2 separate regions of the Homo sapiens genome follow, and region 2 is linked to region 1. Evidence: chromatin loops called from intact Hi-C (ENCODE). Cell type or tissue: heart left ventricle. All regions are shown on one strand.

Region 1 (4,000 bases):
CTCAGCTCCTCTCAGAGGGTGATTGCAACTTTGCCCAGTGGAGTCTGCTCTGCTTCTCCATCTGGTGCTGACATCCTCTAGGGCAGCCAGCACCGTCCTCTTCACTGAGGCAGGATAAGGGGCTCGCACTCTGCCAGGGACACACAGGATGCTTGGGGCTGTGTGACACTGAGCTTCCCTGGGCACAGGCTCCAGGGAAAACCCAGTAGATGACACAGCCCCGCCCAGTGGGGCAGATCAAAGGGAGCTGTGTAGGCGAGCACTAGGCGACTGTAGGGCTTGCCCACGGCTTCTTGGCCTGGCTGCAGGCTCTTCCCACCCACAGAGTCCTATAGCTGCCCTGGGGGAGAGGGAGGAGGGCACCGTGCATGGTTGACTCTTCCTGCTTCTCAGCTCCAACAGCCTTGGCCTCCTGCTTGATCTTTCCAAGGCCTGGGGGCCTGCTCCAAAGTCAGACACTCCTGATGTGGTACTGTGCCTGGGGACAAAGGTGGCTGGGAGGGCTCGGAGCCCTGAGCTTGAGCCCTGGGATGGAAGGGGTCGCTGCTTCTCCACTGGGGTCCAGGAGCCAGTGGGCTCTTGCTCTGGGAGTACCCTGGGGGCCAGGCAGCAGCACCGAGCATGCCCCTGAAATAGGCGCTGGCCAGAGCCTGGGTGTAGGCTGCGGGGTTGGCCCCAGGGCCAAGTTGGCTCCCTCATTGCCCACCACGCTCTGCTCCCAGCCACTACACACGAAATGCCAGCAGCTGTTTTGGTTTGGCAGCTTCTGCTGCCACCCCCATACGCCTTCTAAACTCGTCAGTGCTGCCGTGTCTGGTCTGTTGTGTCCTGGTGCAGCCCTGTCCCCTAACACCTGGGCTGTTTCCTTGCTGTGATGGCCATGGTTGTGCCTCTGAGGCCTGGGCTCCTTTCAACTAGGGTTGGAGAATCTCTGAAAACACCACCAATTAAGGCCCCGCCCGAGCAGGAGCATCCTGTGCTTTGTGGTGGGAACCTGTCCAGGCAAAGGCCTTATCCGAGAGATCAGGTAAATTACTGGGTAACTATCGGAGCCTGAGCAGAGACGCAGGCCTAGCAGGCTCCTTATTAGGCTAATTACTGGCCCCGGACTGCGTAAAACCCAAGATAAACTCAGGGTCGACCCGGAGAGCAGCTGGGAGGTGGTGTTTTCCTGGAGAGGCACTTGCCAGAGGCCCTCAGGCTGAGGCACAGGAGAGAAAGACTGAAGAATTCCCCAGGGAGAGTGGATCACCACCCCCCCCGCCGCCACCCCCAAAGACCAGAGAAGTCTGCAGACCCCACATCCAGCTCCTAACTCTGACCCCCTCCACGTCCTCATCTGTGTAGTTCATCCCTCTGACATTTATGATGTGCCAGGAGCTGCTGGCCACTGGGTATGGTTGAAAATAACATAATAATAATAATGTTACAAAATCAGCCTCACACTGTACAAAGAGTAGCTCATTTAGTCCTCAACAAATCCATCTTCATTTTATAGATGGGGAAACTGAGGCTCAGGGATGTTAAAGGACTTGCTAGCAGCTGCTAGAGCTGGAAGCAAGAGGCAGCCCTGACCCCAAAGGGGAAACAGGCCCAGGAACTTCCCAGCGCCCCTCCCTTGAGGACAGACAACGTTGGCAGGCCACGGCCCCTCCCACTCCGAGGCGTCTGGACCTCTTGGCCTGCAGCCTTTGCAAGTGCGCGTCACTGAGGAGGAGAGGGCGCCACCGCCCCAGGCCTGAGAATGGTCGGCAATGGGCGGGGTCGGCGGCTCTCTGGGCTCGTAATTATTCTCCCGGTAATTATGCTGGCGCTGGGCGTGGCCTGAGCGGAGCGCCGGGAAGCCTGCCCACCCTGCCACGTGCACCCCTGCCCTGCCCTGCCCTGCCCGCCCCACCCCACCCCACCCCGCCCCACCCTGAACCTGGACACCCTCTTGGCCTCAGGGCCTCAGGCTTGTTCCCAACCCCCCTTTGCCCATTTCCGCCTGGGAAATGACCCCTGGCAAATGTTCCTGTGGCAAAGTCAAACGAAAAACCTGGACTGGAGGACGGAAAGTGTCCTCTGGGCTCAGGGTAGGGACAGGCACCAGCCCCTGAGCCACTGTTGAAACCACCACTGCAAAATTATAACCCAGACAGTGAACGAGATCTGACTTAACTAACTCCATCTTGCTTCTAACCTCCAAGCTGTCCTTGTTCATTCCTAGGTGTAAGCTGAACTAACTTTGGGAGAAAACTTGGTTTATAGTTTATAGTTTAAAACAAAGACTGTAACATCCCTTTCCCAAAGCAGACCTCCTTCCTGCCTAGGGACTAGACTGCCTTTGTAGCTAGGACTAATAAATTAGCCAAAAAATTAGAAATTATGGTTTAGGAGTCACGCAGCTGGAGGCTACAAGATTCTGACTTTCCCAAGTTGCTTCTGGGGATAACATCACTATTGTAAAGCCTAAGATCCCTAAAATCAGTGCTTGAGATATTTTGCAGACCCTGTACTCCATGGATCAGCTGGCACCACCCAGGTCAATAAACTGGCTCATCTGATCTTGTGGCCCCAAACCAGGAACTGACTCAATGCAAGAAGACAGCTTCGACTCCCTAAGATTTCATCACTGACCAATCAGCACTCCCAACTCACTGGCTGCCCCCCAACCACCAAATTATCCTTAAAAACCCTAGGCCGGGCGCGGTGGCTCAAGCCTGTAATCCCAGCACTTTGGGAGGCCGAGGCAGGCAGATCACAAGGTCAAGAGATCAAGACCATCCTGGCCAACATGGTGAAACCCTGTCTCTACTAAAAATGCAAAAATTAGGCCGGGCACGGTGGCTCATGCCTGTAATCCCAGCACTTTGGGAGGCCGAAGTGGGCAGATCACCTGAAGTCGGGAGTTTGAGAGCAACCTGACCAACACAGAGAAACCCCGTCTACTAAAAATACAAAATTAGCCGGGCGTGGTAGCGCATGCCTGTAATCCCAGCTACTCAAGAGGCTGAGGCAGGAGAATCTCTTGAACCCAGGAGACGGAGGTTGCATTGAGCCAAGATCGCGCCATTGCACTCCAGCATGGGAAACAAGAGCGAAACTCCGTCTCAAAAAAAAGAAAGAAAGAAAGAAAAACAAAAAAACCAACCCTCCCAGGGCACGTGTATCACAGGCCCTGAGGGGACAACAGCCAGAAAAGCTGGTGAATGTCCAGTAGGCAGAGGATGGAGGATCAGGGACTCTGAGGCAGACTTCTTGGGCCGGAATCTCAGCTCCACCACCAAGCAGCAGCATGACTTGGGAAACTCAATTCCACATACTTTGGGGGTTTCCCTCCCCCATTTTTATTTTATCAAATTAATTTTGATGTGATATTATTAAGTGAAATTAAATGTCAAAACTGTAGATGAAATGTTGCCATCGGGGAAATGCAAATCAAAACCACAATAAGGTACCACTTCACATCCGTGACGATGGCTATGAACAAAAAGGAGGACAGTAACAAGTGTTGGGGCATGTGGAGAAGCTGGACCTCTCATGGATTGCCAGTGGGAATGTAAAATAGTGCAGATGGAAACAGTCTGGCAGTTCCTCAAAACTAAACATAATGTTGCTACATGACCCAGTAATCCCACTCCTAGGTGTATACCCGAGAGAAATGAAAACTTATGTCCAAAAATAAATAAATAAATAAATAAGGAAAAAAGAAAACTTATGTCTACACAGAAGCTTGTACACACATGTTCATAGCAGCAGCATTCATAGCAGCTAAGGAGTAGAAATAACCCAAACATCCATCAGTGGATGAATGGACTTTAAAAAAATAGTATATCCATACGACAGAGTATTATCAAGCCATAATAGTGAGTAGGGGCCGGGCACAGTGGCTCACGCCTGTAATCTCAGCACTTTGGGAGGCAGAAGTGGGCAAATCACTTGAGGTCAGGAGTTCGAGACCAGACTGGCCAACGTGGTGAAACGCCATCTCTACTAAAAATACAAAAATTAGCCGGGC
Region 2 (4,000 bases), 160 kb after region 1:
CAAATCCTGTCATTCATGGCAACATGGATGGAACTGGAGGACATGATGTTAAGTAAAATAAGCCAGGCACAGGAAGTTAAACACCACATGCTCTCACTCATATGTGGAAGCTTAAAAAAGTTGATCTCATAGAAGTAAAAAGTGGAACAGAGCACACTGGAGGCTGGGAAGGGTAGGGGAAGGAGGGGCTAGGAAGAGATTTGTTAAAGGATTAAAAACTACATCTGGGCTGGGCTCAGTGGCTCACGCCTGTAATCCCAGCACTTTGGGAGGCCAAGGTGGGCAGATCACTCGAGGTCAGGAGTTTGAGACCAGCCTGGCCAATATGGTAAAACCTCCTCTCTACTTAAAATACAAAAATTAGCCAGCATGGTGGCATGCACCTGTAGTCCCAGCTACATGGGAGGCTGAGACAGGAGAATTGCTTGAACCTGGGCGGCAGAGATTGCTGTGAGCTGAGATTATGCCACTGCACACCAGCTTGGGCGGCGACAGAGTGAGACTCAGTCTCAAAAAAAAAAAAAAAAAAAAAAGCTACATCTGGATAGGAGGAATAAATTATAAATTCTAATGGCCTCTAGCACTGTAAGATGACCATCGTTAACAATAATATAATATATAGTTTCAAGTAGTTAGAAGGAAGATATTGAATGTTCCCAAGACAAAGAAATGATAAATGTTTGAGATGATGGGTATGCTAATTACCCTGATTTGATCACCATACATGTATTAAAACATCACTATGTATCCCCAAAATATTTAAAATTATTATACATCAATTAAAAGATAAATAAAATACAAAATTTTTAAAGAATATTTTAAATATGTTCTAACATTTCCAGTTGTTTCCAGCAGGCAGGTTTGTCTGAATTACCCAGCTCCTTTTCCCAGACTGGGGTCCAGATGATGTCACCTTGTATTTCCTGTTACTTTTCTCTGGACACATCTGGACACATGATTTAGTCCCTATCTCATGATGAACATTTTTGGATGCGGCCCTTTAAGGGCAGTTTTTCTGTTGCATCTTTTCTTCCAAAGTAACTCTTACTTAGCAGTCCAACAAGTAAGGCAGAAAGAAAAAATGAGCTCTCCCGGGTGAAGCAGGGGTGAGGGTCCAGAACTCTCTTTGCTCAGCCTACCTCTCCTACCCCTATCAGCCTTGAGCTCCTCCTGGAAACATTCCTGGGACTCGAAAATCATTACCCTAAGAACTTAGTAATTAGTTGATTAGTTGATTAGTAAATCAACATGAATTCACTATTGCCCATACCCTGAGGAAATCCGAAGGGCAGTGTTGAATGCGTCCATCCTGCTCTGCTCAGGGAAAAGAGTTGCTGAGTCTGAGGCAGGGGCTCTTCTTGCTTGGGGAAGAGGCCCTTGGTGCTGTGGGGCATACAGGAGTTCTCATGACTATGGCAACCACAGGGCGCCATGAACAGCTGTACAGGTTGCACACTACTCAAAGACTCCTTTGAGTCAGGGGGCAAGCAGGTTCTGAAATCTAGTGCATGCCCTGCACTAGATTAGGTTAGGTCTCTTTTTTTTTTTTTATCGCATGAATATTCCATAGAGGCAACAGTGGCCCTATGACCAGGATGAAATGTCATCATCACTCCACCCGCCTTTTTGAGCTCAGTCCCTATGCTTACTGCGCCTCTTTGTGACCCTGCAGACTCCACGGCAATTCTGACTTCAGGAAGGGGGGCTCTGGATTGGGGACCTAAGTATTCTAATCTGGAAGGAAACCTCTGCATGGAGCACAAGGGAACTCGTATCTGGCTTCTGTATTTTCATCCCTTATGCTGGGGGTTGGGGGTATGACTCATTCCCTCTGGACCAAGCGGGATTCCAGGAACTGATGATCTGGCCATGGGCCCTGAAACCACCAGGAGGCTCTTGGGAAATGCACCCAGCCTTCTTCAATCAAGCTGGTGTCTGCGTGGCCCTCCCGAGCTGGCTGGAATCCAGCCTTAACTTTCCCTCCACCCATCTCCCACTGCTCCAGTGACAATGCTCACAATGAAAGCCAGCCAACAGGGGACAAGGTTGCCAGCGGGGCTGAACAGCCCCCTCGGCCCCCTGGCCCGGCCCGTGGGGAGCTGGCAGCCGCGGTGACGGGAAAACACACATTGTTTGGGGGCGTTGCGGATACAGTACAGATTATTTTTAGCAAATTGTTCTGACTTAGTGAAAAACCTGAAAGATAGTGTTGATAATCATTCTTATTTTAGTGCCGCAGATGGCACTGCTATAATTACACCCTTGTTTCTGGGTGACTCTGCTGTTCCCATAAGAAGACACCTTGCCTGATGCAGAAATACATCATTGAAGGTTGTCTTCATTTTTTAATTTCGGGCTCAATCTTTTCCTTTTTACCCTTAAGTATTAACCACATTTGTTGAGAAAGAGTAAATTATTCACATGTCTCTCATGCTAATATTAGCCTGAAGATAACTGAAAGGTTTGGGGCCTCTTTGTTCTCTGATCCGAGTGTCAGGCGGGAATGACCCGCGGCTCTAGGCCTCCTCCTCAGAGGTGCTTCCCGGGCCCTGAGCCAAGTCAGGCTCTGTGCAATCTCATTTCATCCTGCACTTGCTTTCAAATCGGTGTTTTCCATTTGTAATTATGTACTTATCTGTGAAATACTTGGACCAACGCCTGTCCCGCTCCTGGGCCATAAGCTCCACAGAGAAGGGGCTGGAGTTTTTTTTGTTCATGACATGTCCCCAGTGCCTAGAACAGAGACATCTGTGAAACGTAAGAAGGAATGGGAAAGCCACCACTGCAGGTGGGCGTCTAAGGAACCTGCAGCCTCTAGCTCTCTTCCCGGTCCTCCCATCCTTGGGCTCATCACCACTGAAAGCCTTTGGCCGATACTTGGCCTATCTCTGTAACTTCAGTTTTCCCATCTGACGAACAGAATTAATAAAATATGCCCAACTTACAGCAAAGAGATAGCACGAGACTAATAAGGAACATGTAAGTGTGATAAGACTGAAAAGGGGAAACAGATAGGAGCCAACTATTCTATTCTTAAAATTAGAATTGAAGGCCATGTGCGGTGGCTCACACATATAATCTCATCCCACTTAGAGAGGCCGAAGTGGGCCGATTGCTTGATCTTGGGAGTTCGAGACCGGCCTGGGCAACATGGTGAAACCCCATCTTTACCAAAAATACAAAAATTAGCCATAAGTGATGGCACGTGCCTGTAGTCCCAGCTATTTAGGAGGCTAAGGTGGGAGGATCACTTGAGCCCAGGAGGTCAAGGGTGCAATGAGCTGTGATGGCACCACCGCACTCCAGCCCGGGTGACAGAGTGAGACCCTGTCTCAAAAATAAAATAAATAGATAACAATTTTAAAAAGTAATATATAGATATAGATATAGATAGATATAGATTGATTGGAGTGAGGGATACAGACAGAAGAACTGGAATTCCACTGAGAGCCTAAGTCCCTTGGGAGCAGGTGTTTCTTCAAGACCTTATCACAGCCGCAGCCTGAAGCTCAGAGTCTCTCACACAGTAGGTGCCCAGTTGATGAGCTGCGCTCAGTCAGCCTTCAAGATGACCCCCAGCATGACCCCCAGTGATCTCGCTTCCCAGCCTTCACAGCCTCACGTGGAATCCTCCCACACTGCATCTAGGACCCAGAGAATACAGCAGAAGTGATGACATGCCGCTTTCAAGGCTGGGTTCTGAAAGGCACCATGGCTTCTCTCTTGGTTATGTTCTCTGTCTGTGTTTCTCTGTCTCTCTGTTTCTATCTCTGTATGATCACTTGCTCCAGGAAAAGCCACCTCCTGAGCAGCCATTTGGAGATGCCCATGTGGAGAGGAACAGAGGCCTCCAGCCCACAGTCACATAAGTATGCATAAAAGCAGTTCCTCCACCCCAGTCCAGTCTTCAGAGACCACTGCCCCAGTCAACAGCTCAACTATAATCTCACACGTGTCCTCGACACTCAGAATAATGAGCTAAGCCGCTCCCAAATCTCTG

What was found. Peaks named below come from ENCODE experiments on the same cell type or tissue, not always from the same donor. Only the 100,000 strongest peaks of a DNase experiment are listed, where the experiment ranks them.
Region 2: it touches region 1 in a loop (1.8-fold over the local background); 5 of 110 quality-filtered maps call a loop at or near these places.

Annotation. Positions count from the first base shown.
Region 1 is chr15:31,395,137-31,399,136 of GRCh38, reverse strand. All of the region lies in intron 1 of LOC105370939 (a long non-coding RNA gene), which reads right to left. It also overlaps a transcript of KLF13 not described here. Among named protein-coding and RNA genes, the nearest start is that of KLF13, 70 kb to the right of the region's middle. In heart left ventricle, a CTCF peak has its summit at 1,715; DNase peaks (open chromatin) are centred at 801 and 1,716; H3K4me3 peaks cover 521 bases; H3K27ac peaks cover 2,292 bases.
Region 2 is chr15:31,234,564-31,238,563 of GRCh38, reverse strand. No RefSeq gene overlaps it. Among named protein-coding and RNA genes, the nearest start is that of LINC03034, 5.7 kb to the right of the region's middle. RefSeq lists an enhancer at 1,764-2,058 and a silencer at 1,764-2,058. In heart left ventricle, a CTCF peak has its summit at 1,895; DNase peaks (open chromatin) are centred at 2,033 and 2,533; H3K4me3 peaks cover 647 bases; H3K27ac peaks cover 2,450 bases.